2 separate regions of the Mus musculus genome follow, and region 1 is linked to region 2. A link is a loop called in an ENCODE intact Hi-C map of the cell type or tissue named here. Cell type or tissue: left cerebral cortex. All regions are shown on one strand. Links, peaks and the distances in the headings refer to the core of each region. The heading gives the core; the rest is flanking DNA.

Region 1 (5,378 bases), core at 317-5,316, 78 kb before region 2:
AAGGGTGGGCTTCGGCACTGCAAATTAGGAATGCCCCACCCCCGCTTACTCCTGCTTGTTTTATTTTGTTTTGTTTTGTTTTGTTAGGTTTTGTCTTTCTGATCTTCTCCCGCCCTCTGCTCTCCCCTTCCCTTCCTCTTCTCCCCACTCCTTCCTCTTAGTGTTGTTTACTGATCTCCCAAATTCTGATGACGCTCTGGGCACCTCGCCAAACGCGAGGGCCCCCGAATCCACCCGGGGGTGGCATAGAAGTCTCTGGTCTAAGGCGAATCTCCGCGGGGCAGATGTAGGACTAACAAATAGTGACAGGGCAGTGAGTGTGCAGTGCCCCGAGGCCCCCGCGGAAATGAGCACAGGCTGTTTGGAAAGCCGGAGGGACCCCTGACCCAGGGGATGCCGCATCTCGCCCCCGCCGCAGCCTGCAAGGGCGGGGGTTGAGGCTCCAGCGCCCCGCAGCCGCAGTGACTCAGGAGGCCTCCCGCCCGCGTTCCTCCGCCACCCGCTCACTGCGGCACCGGGGACACGGTTCCTCCGCCCACAGCCTGCACCGCGTCCCCGGCGCCCTCCCCGCCGGCTTGCCCGGGCTGTGCCACCCCCACTTTCTGTCCGCAGAGGCGGCTACGCAGGAGGGGAGGAGGGTGTTTGCTCCTAGATTGTTCTGCACTGGGAGAGCTGCGGGAGGGAAAAGGGGAGACAGGACCATTGGAATGACTCAGGGTTTTTTGAAGCAGCTAAGCCATAACAGAGGCCTCACTCCAGGATCGGGGAAAGCCAGCAAGAGTCCTTAGAAGTTTCTGGCCTTAAAAACAGCTTCCTACCCAGACTCCCAGCTTGAATTCTGCAGGAGCGTAGAAATGCACTCATAATTTAAAGCTCTAAGAATATCTGTATTACTTAGAAAAAGGGAAATAGGGTCTGGAGGCCTCGAATATCCTCAAAATAACCATTCTGCTGGTTCCCAGTCCATCTTTGGAAGGTAGTTACAGCTAGGATCCTATCAGTATTAACTAACCAAAAGACACATCTTAGGATAGCTCCCACCTCCAGGAGCCATAGACTCTCCTGCTAAGATAGAGCTAGAGGGACCCTTCTCCCTCCTGAGTCACTGTGGCAGCAGATTGAAGAGGCCCCTCGGGGCCTCGATGTGCTTTTGCTTCAAGCTAGATGGTCAGTGACATGTTTCATAAAGGACCCGGTTCTAAGTCCTGCCTCACAGAGAGGCAGTGGGAAGCTCTCTGTTTCTCTAGGCCATACCAGCTCGATTCCCCCAAAAGAAGAGAGCTGTCATTTCTCCATACATCAGTCAAGATTCTGGAAGCAAAGAAAGACCATTGTTTACCGCATATCTTCCTGTCCAAAGTCGGTGCTAAGCTGAGAGGACCCTCCATGATCGCCACCTGCCATGTCTCACCCTCTGGTCTCTATGTGCCCTTACTTTAGTCTAGTCATGCTGTTTCTGTTTTTTAAACTCCCCGCTGATCATCTATCTCTGCCTCTGGGTCTTCGGGCATGCTGGATGGCCCCTCCACAGGTAAAGTGCCCCCCACCCCCATGCCTCAAAGGCCATCCTACCCAAAATAGATCCTGTCTATCACAGCTGTGCTGAGTTTTCCCCTTTTGCATTTACTTCATTATGCATTATTGTTCTGTAAATAGAACATCTCCTCTAAAGAATGAGTTCCTTGGGATCTAGGGCTTTATCTTGTGAATTGTTCTAGTGCCCATGGCTGGCACATTGTAAGTGTTTGATGAATATGTAAAGAAAGAAGAAGACCAGGCCATGAGCTTGCTCAACTTCATAAGTTAATGACCTTTCCTCAGAATATCTGTTGTCTCCCACTCAAACTGGTTGGCTAGAAATGATCTTGAACTGACGTCAGATTACACCATGACCTATGAACAAGCTGGACACCTAAGTAAGATGTAGATTTTAGTATTTCCCCGATCTCTCTGTAAGCTGAAATACCCCATTACTTTGGAATGTAAATATTTTAAAGCTGTTATTCAAATAGATGTCGGCATGCTCACAGTATAGCCAGTGTTATCTCTATATTTTTGTACTTCTCAAGGCTTGGAGGGATGCCAACATTTATAAAGCGTATGGACTTCTTACTGTAGCTCATTCAGCCCACTAAGTTATTGTAGTCAACTGGTCAACTGCCAGTCGACAACAGAATCCTAAGGTCTGTACTGGCATGCTGCAATGTGATTGCCACTCATCTGAGCAAGAGCCATCGTGGTAGTCATTTCTCTTCCAGCCAGTTGGTAGCCATACCAGCTCGTTCCTTTTCTTAGCAATTTTCTTCTCTATGGTTGAATCATATAAAGATTCTTATAAAGAATCGCTGCAACACTAGTGCTTTTAAAAATAGCACTATGTGAAAAAAAAATAACAGCAAAATTGGATTTAAGTCTTGGCTGCTTTATACACCAGCAGGGGTCACTTCTTTTTATTCTGAGCCCTCATATGAGCAGTTAGTGTCCCTTCTGCCTCCTGAGACCACCACTGTGAGGGTCAGATGAATTAGTGCAGAATAAAGTGCTTTGTAAGTGTCAGCACTGGGTGGGTACTCCAGCAACCAGCATGCTGCGATTAAAGAGAAGGGGGGAGGAGGGAGGGAGGGAGGGGGAGAGAGAGAAACAGAGAGGGGGGAGGGAGGCAGAGAGTGAGTGAGGGAGGGAGGGAGGGAGAGAAAGAGACAGACAGACAGACAGACAGACAGGTGTTTATCTGTGTAAAACACTTGAGAACTAAAGCCCCACCTTTCTGAGGGCTGGGAGCTGTGTATAAGCACAGTCAGTCCACTGATGGTTATTAAGAAAGGGACTCCGAACCAAATGGAAAATCTATAGGCATCAAGAGTTAAGTCTGGAATGAGCTGTGCCAGAGATGAAAGAGGAAGTGAGATCAGAGACCACACTGGGGGTGTTGTGATGTCTGAACCATAGGTCTGGAGCAAGAGCAGGTTGGAGGAGGCAGACAGAAGGCTTTGATCCAACTGAGATGAAATAGAGTAGAAAGGCATATGGGTAGGTAGAGCAGGGGCTGGTTACTCAGTCAATGTCTTATTTCTTCACCCAGTACTTGCCGGACATGATAGTTCTCTACCTCCTTCAGGAAGGTTTCCAGAGAACAACCCTTTTTTATAAGAGTATAGGTATCTGGACATTCTTCCCCTATCCTAGCTTAGTTGTTGCTTTCAAGAACTGAGGGATTTGAACCAGTGAACCACCCAGAAAGTCCTGTAAGTCTTGCTTGGATAAGTTTGTTGCTCATTTTTTGGCGGGCAAAAGAACTGGGTTTTCTTTTTGGAAATTATGGTACAGTCATTGAAGCTGAAATGGCAATCTTGCCCTGTACTGAATCTAAACCTTTTACCATCAGTATATCAAGTACCCATTCAATGTCTTCTACCAGGTGGCTGCATTGTCTTTCTTCATTAACAGTCCTCTAGGAGATGGACATCTTGTCATTTATAGCATATCCAGCTTCAGGCCACTATGCAAAAAAGCATGTGAGAAATGTCTAGTAACAGTGTGTTTTCCATAACCGGATAACATATAAAATATCTGTTGAATATTCAGTATTTTTAATCACACCTTTAGGGTTCGCTCTGTATGTTACACTGTTATGTTTTAATGGTTGTCACTTCTTTCCCCTTAGTTTTCCTTCCTGTCCTAATAATAGGCTTTCATAATTCTGTGGTGATTCTGATTCTGACATTGAACACCCCAATAATCTGTAACTTAGAGAAGAGTTTGGGGCCCATGAAAATGTCATAATCACAACAAAGGGCAGACTTTACTTGCAATTGAATTATAGTCAAGAAGATGAAAGAAAATTAGTGACAATATCAGTTCGCTATTGCTGTTTAACAAAATAGTCCCAAAGTAATAGCTTATAACATCAAAAGGGTCTGAATGAGAAGGTAATATATTCTAGCTCAAATAAGAACTACAAAAGATCATGAATACCAAGAGAGATTAAGCGCTGGCACAAATGAGATATAAGTAAGAATCCACTGCCTTCTGTTGAATGTCTCCAGGATATGGGGCTGTTACCTTGTTCTCTAAGCCAGTGCAGTGACTTCCTGAAATCAGACCATGTGTGAGTTAGACTTTTCTAGAAGAAGTTGAAAATTTCCCCCAGTGAATACCTCTTTGGCTGGTGGTTCACTGGTGAAAGTCAGGTCAGATTCATTACAGGTTGGAATCAAAAGAACTAGAGTTAAAGTCATCTGACTTGTGTGGCCATGAGTGGTCATTTAATCTCTTTGAAGCTTTATTTTTTTCACCCATAGTGAGTTTAAAATTTACAATCAAATATTTGCAATAAAATTCAAATTAAATATTTTGAGTATGAAAGTTTTTGTAAACTGTATGTCACTGAACATGTAAGATAGTTACTGGGCAGAGAGCATGGGGCCTGGGATGGGGCCTGTTTGTATTGGGGATTTGTGGATTCCATCTGCTTAAGTAACTCTCCTGGTTGAAGGATTTGCATCACTCTTACGACTTGTCGGCCTTGTTTTGTGGATAGCCAGGACTGAATGAAATATGAAGTATTTAGAATTGGTTGTAGGATCATCAGGGTGGAATTATTTGCAAGGGGCCAGAAAAGAGCTTAAAAAGCCAAGGATCTATTCACTAGGATCAGGTATTAGGTGTACAGAGGGCAAACTCAAGCAATTCCATTTCCCTTCTTGTTCTTCTGGATGTTAGTTCTGCCTCATGGCCTGTCCAGGATCTCACAACGTATCCTTTGCTGCAGATTTTACTTAACGTCTTCCTGTTGCTTTCTAGTGGTTTCTCTGGAGGTTGGAGGATGCCAAAGAGGCCATTGTCAACAAACAAAGAATAATGTACAGCTTCCAGAAGAGCCTTGTGTTTTCCTTGGCTTAGTTTTCATTTCACTTATGAAAATCTTGATTTTCATGAATTCATCTAAAATACATACTTATTTAACAACCTTAGGAGCTACATCATGCATATTCATATCTGAAGTGCCATCTGTTCCATCTCTTGGAGAGAGTCAGTTTCTAAGTGTGTACCATCCAATCTCATTCAGGAGGTAGCCCGGGGAGTCCATATGGCTTTTGGCAATTTCCCGACTACACCAGAACACAGGTTAAGGCCCAGAAGTGACCCAGGATAAGCATCAAGCCAAATGGACTGCAGTATAATTTGACTTTTCAGCCTGAGAAGGAATGACCAGGCATGGATGTTTTTGCAAAGTGCAAGTGATAAAATTCATTATATGGAAGTATTTTTTTTCCCAGTTCAACTATACAGGCAAGGCCAGTGGTATACCCTTAGGTTTTCTAAAAAGAAACATATCCATTATGTATGAATTACAGAGTATGCTTAAAATAAAATAG
Region 2 (5,378 bases), core at 191-5,190:
AAATATTTCATTGTTATTATTCTCACAGTGCATGAACCTGTGTGTGCCCTACCGTTCAGGTCCCTGTTCTTCTATCCCCTTGCCTGAACAATGCTGGGATATAGTAGCCTGGATAGCAGTCCTAGCCATTCCTTGTCAAGATGCTACTTCCCATCACTCCAGTAGCTTTGAATAGTGTGAGCCTGAAATGGTAGGTCATTAGTGTCTCCAGAGAGCAGCCTTAAGCCACTGTCTGGAAGTGAATTGCTGGAGCAATGTTGCAGCTCCCTTCCTGGATTGGGTAATATTAATAGCAAAGCCTCGGTCTCACACCAGCTGTTGGAAGATCCCTGTAGACGGTAAGATCAAATTGTTTAAACACGGAGCTAACTTGCCTGTCCTGTCCTCTGCCTGCTTTCTTTCTGCATCTCAGTTTCTCCTCTCCTGTCAGTCTTTCTTTCATTTTGTTTCAAGCAAGTAGGCAGAATCCTGTGTTTTCACCCTTTTATCTCAGAGTCGCCTGAACCATGAAAACTGTTCTCTGGCAAACTGCAAACATGGCCATAACTTACCAGTTGTGTGCATTCAAGTTGTCTGTCCTCACACTCCTCCATTGCTGGTGGGATTGCAAGCTTGTACAACCACTCTGGAAATCAGTCTGGTGGTTCCTCAGAAAATTGGACATAGTACTACCGGAAGATCCAGCAATACCTCTCCTGGGCATATATCCAGAAGATGCTCCAACTGGTAAGAAGGACACATGCTCCACTATGTACATAGCAGCCTTATTTATAATAGCCAGAAGCTGGAAAGAACCCAGATGCCCCTCAACAGAGGAATGGTTACAGAAAATGTGGTACATTTACATAATGGAGTACTACTCAGCTATTAAAAATAATGAATTTATGAAATTCTTGGGCAAATGGATGGATCTGGAGGATATCATCCTGAGTGAGGTAACCCAATCACAAAATAATTCACTTGATATGCACTCACTGATAAGTGGATATTAGCCCAGAAACTTAGAATACCCAAGATACAATTTGAAAAACACAAGAAAATCAAAAAGAAGGAAGACCAACACGTGAATACATCATTCTTCCTTAGAATAGGGAAGAAAATACCCATGTAAGGAGTTACAGAGACAAAGTTTGGAGCTGAGACAAAAGGATGGACCATCCAGAGACTACCCTACCAGGGGATTCATAATCAGCCACCAAACTCAGACACTATTGCACATGCCAGCAAGATTTTGCTGAAAGGACCCTGATATAGCTCTCTCTTGTGAGGCTATGCCAGTGCCTGGCAAATGCAGAAGTGGATGCTCATGGTCATCTATTGGATGGAACATAGGGCCCCCAATGGAGAAGCTAGAGAAAGCACCAAAGGAGCTGAAGGGGTCTGCAACCCTATAGGCGGAACAACAATATGAACTAACCAGTACCTCCAGAACTTGTGTCTCTAGCTTCATATGTAGCAGAAGATGGCCTAGTGGGCCATCATTGGGAAGAGAGGCCCCTTGGTCTTACTAACTTTATATGCCCCAATACAGGGGAATGCCAGGGCCAAGAAGTGGGAGTTGGTGGGTAGGGGAGCAGGGCAGGGGGAGGGTATAGGGGACTTTCAGGATAGCATTTGAAATGTTAATGAAGAAAATATCTAATAAAAATTGAAAAAAAAGTTGTGTGTCCTCCCAAGCAGAGGTGGCTTGACTTGGGTTTGCATTGGCTAATGAACATGGCCCAGATGACAACCCAGTAGATTAGAGTTTAGGGAGAGACCTTGCACACATTTCTCCTGTTCCTCAAAGATTTGTGATGGATAATTGTCTTTTAAAGCACTGGGTTATTTGCCATACAGTAGAAATTGACTAAACTCTATCCTAAATCTATAGTTCGTTCATGCTTATTCTCTTCCATGTAAACAATTGTTTTCCCTGAATATAATAATCTTGTCAGGCACAGAAAGGTTCCATGACCTCCTCTGAGGTGCCAGGAGAGCCAGGGTGCCAGCTTTGGCAGTGTTTTGGTTTATTCCTGTGTTCAGGGCCTCTGGGCCGAGTCACCTGTCTAGGCTACTGGATAGTCATTGTGCTGTTTCTCCTCCATAGGCCCAGCACAGCTGCTGTTTTTTTCCAAAGCCCTGTTTTCCCAGAGCTGTTAGGTAGGAGGCCTGTACGTACGTTCTCGTAGACTGTGCTGGTGACATATGTGTCTGTTAGGGACTCTTAGCACAAAGCTGGCCTGAGATGGAGAGCTCACCAAGAATACTGCAGATGCTGCAGCCAGAGAATATGTGGAGCTTTCAAGTCAGCAGAATGCAGAGTAAACAGCCCAGCTCAGAGCGAGGCAACATGTCAGTCCTGGTTTTGCTTCTTGGCTGATTCCACGGCCCTGGGAGAGATCCTTGGCCTATATTTCTGTATCTTGGTTTCTGATATCCCTTTAATTCCCTCATGCCAGGATTCAAGGGTTAAAGAGAGCTTCATACAAATGAAAAGCTCTATAAAAAACCACAAGTGTAAGTGTGTAATTAAAGCAAATTCTGACAGATTAGAGCAATGATTCTGCTTGCTGTAGCTAGCTCTGCAGCGCCATACCCCCAGGAACTGGCTAGATGTGCACCCGTGCCAGCCCCACTCAACCACCCTGAATGTGAACTTCAGGTGGGGCCCTCTTGCCTATGTTTCAAGGAGATTTGGCACAGATTTAGAGTCTAGGTTTGCTGATTTAAAGCCGTATCAGTCTTTTCTGAAAAACATGACACCCTTATTTATGTAAACGAAGTGCCTCTAGTGTTCGATAATTTTCCTCAAAATGAATGGAACAAGAAAAATAAAAGAGAAAGCAACTATAAATAATGTGCTAATGAGGAAGCAAGCCAACCTCATGTCTCTGTGGAAGCTAAGCAAAGAGGTACTTTGAATCAGTAGACAGAACTAAGACCCCAGCTGCATGCATTATGGTGACTGTCAGGGCTGGGGTCCTCGATATCTTACTGTTAGCCTGAAGAATTTCTGCAAGGAATGCTGTCTTCCTCTCTCATCTTGTCATGCTGGCATTCCCTAGGCTGACCTCTTACTCTTCCACCACATGCAGACTCAGGCCCCTCTCCATGCTACAGAGGGACTTACATCAGAAGGGTAGTTTTATAGCACATGATTCAGCCACTGCCAGGCAATGTTTGTCACATCTTATTCAGTGCACAGCAGAGCTAAATTCACCCCCTGAGCACTAGTGTATCTGATGGACATACACATAGTTCAGGCCACTTGGAATTGGATGTGGCTTATACCATGGGAGCTGGCTAAAGAAGCCACAATCAACATTCCTCTCAGTTCTCCTGGCCCAAAACCTCCATTAAGAAATTTAGGTTGTCTGAGAGCACAAGATGCTCTGGGGATAGGCCTCATCCAGGGAGTTAGGACTGGCTAATTGGGAGTGATTCCAGATGCTGCAAAGTCCACTATTGTGCTTTGAGCAGGAAGGCTCCAGGTTGCACACGCAAGGCAGAGACTCTTGGACATAGTATTTCAAGCAAGATTGCTTTGAGACATTCTGGATAGGCATACACTTTACCCACTGCCCAGGAGGCATGGTCACATGAATCTTTGAGTCAGGGGCCTGAAACCCAAAGCTTAGTGGGATAAGATGCAGGTCTGGCAAAAGTGTGGGTTTGAAGACGAGTTATTTGCTTATTTTGTTGTGTGATCTTGATAAATGCGTGCTAATGCCCTCATTTGTGCAACGAAAAAGATACTGCTTGTAAACTAAAAGATACTAATGCCCAGTAAAGTACCATTGCCTATATTTCCTCTTGTGAGCCCAGGGGATAGCAGATGTCATCAGATATGGAAATGGAGGCCTTTCCTCTTCTTCTGCTTCCTCCTGGCCAATGGCCTAATTGTCTGGTTGGGAAGAAAGCCAGGTGAGTATGATGGGCTTCTTTATAGCTCCCAGGGGTCAGATGAAGGTGATACAACCACAATGCTGGCTAATTATATTAGGAAAGCTTCCCATGGGACTGTGGAAATCGATTCACGAAAGGGCTGACAGCACCAGTTTCAGGCTGCACTCTGAGCTCGCCTACTTACCAAAGCCATAAGACATAGTAATAGCTCATGGTCCTGTCACTGACCAGGTTGCCTCCGAAGACTGGAGTCAAAAGAAAGTTATCATGGCCCCCAGGCCTGTACACCTGCCTCATCTGCAGACTCAAACCAGTTAGAGGCTTTGTGCATTTCTGGGATGAGAAGGCATTTAGACCTTGAAGACAAAAGCAGACATGCTCTTCCAAGCTCCTTAAAACACAAAGCAACTGGATGATAGCAAAGCGGCCAGGTGAATTTCTTGATCTGAGAATCCAAGTAGCCCTAAATTAGCTTTCTATATTTAGGGAGAAGCAAAAGAATGATTTGTTTATTTTCCTTTTAAAATCCAAGAGCTGGTTGAAATTTTAATAGGCTAGGAAGAACTAGCGTTCCAGAGAGAGTGAGCCCAAGATAGCCACTAGAGGGCCTCAGCGTCCCAGCAAATCTGCTCCCAGTTTGGAGGCTCAAATATTTGGTTGAATCTGATGTTTAGGGGGGACTGACTCCCATTCCTGGAACCACTTGCAGTGGGCTCTTAGCACCACACAAGAAAGAAGGAAGCCTTTCTGTTAGTAGAGTTAGATAATCAGTTGATCAATTTATTCACTGGTAACCTATCTTTGCAGGCAATAAAAATGTCCTATCATTGGGGTAAAAGCTAAGGTGAGGATGTGGGTCAATTGTGAAAGTCTAACTGAATAGAAACCTAGTTGGAGCACATACTGGTAGGGTCGAGGCTTCAGAGATATGGGCTGAAGCATCCCTTTAATTTCTCCATGCTGCCCTGCAAACAAACCCAGAGAGTATCATTTACATAAGAAGAGAGAAACCATGCTGCTTGAGGAAAATGAATGTAACTGGAGGGAATCAAGGCAGTTTCAAGAAGACACATGCTGTGCGTGTTTCTCATTTTATACAGATATATGAAATCTTACAGCGTGAGAGTAGATGAAAATCTAAGTGACCAAAAGGAACTCATCAGATAGAGGGTAGAGAAAGTGGAAAGCAGAGGTACATGAGGGGAGTATGCTAACATAACTATGTATAGTTTGCAACTATATATAGTTTAGTCATTGTCTAAAACTTGCATTCACCTTGGATTTAGCAAGAGTAGAACCTCATGGGACGATCACTCCCCAGATGATAGCAATTACCCACTATGCTAGAGGCATGAATAATTCTCTTCTGAAAATCAACTGTCCTCTAAAACAATAAGGACTTCTTCAGCTATTCTTGCAGAGCCCAAACTGAGATACTGGACAACCAGATAAGTTCTTGACCAGGACTGCTTAATTGTTTATAATTCTGA

The links. Peaks named below come from ENCODE experiments on the same cell type or tissue, not always from the same donor. Only the 100,000 strongest peaks of a DNase experiment are listed, where the experiment ranks them.
Region 1: it touches region 2 in a loop (6-fold over the local background); 3 of 42 quality-filtered maps call a loop at or near these places.

What each region holds. Positions count from the first base shown.
Region 1 is chr2:136,673,942-136,679,319 of GRCm38, reverse strand. The region is part of intron 2 of Gm32659 (a long non-coding RNA gene); the gene reads left to right. Among named protein-coding and RNA genes, the nearest start is that of Snap25, 37 kb to the left of the region's middle. In left cerebral cortex, for the core only: a CTCF peak has its summit at 2,409 (motif pointing right); DNase peaks (open chromatin) are centred at 577, 2,220 and 5,034; H3K4me3 peaks cover 706 bases; H3K27ac peaks cover 3,856 bases.
Region 2 is chr2:136,595,777-136,601,154 of GRCm38, reverse strand. The region is part of intron 2 of Gm32659 (a long non-coding RNA gene); the gene reads left to right. Among named protein-coding and RNA genes, the nearest start is that of Ankef1, 66 kb to the right of the region's middle. In left cerebral cortex, for the core only: a CTCF peak has its summit at 4,478 (motif pointing right); DNase peaks (open chromatin) are centred at 2,207, 3,025, 4,227 and 4,485; H3K27ac peaks cover 1,153 bases.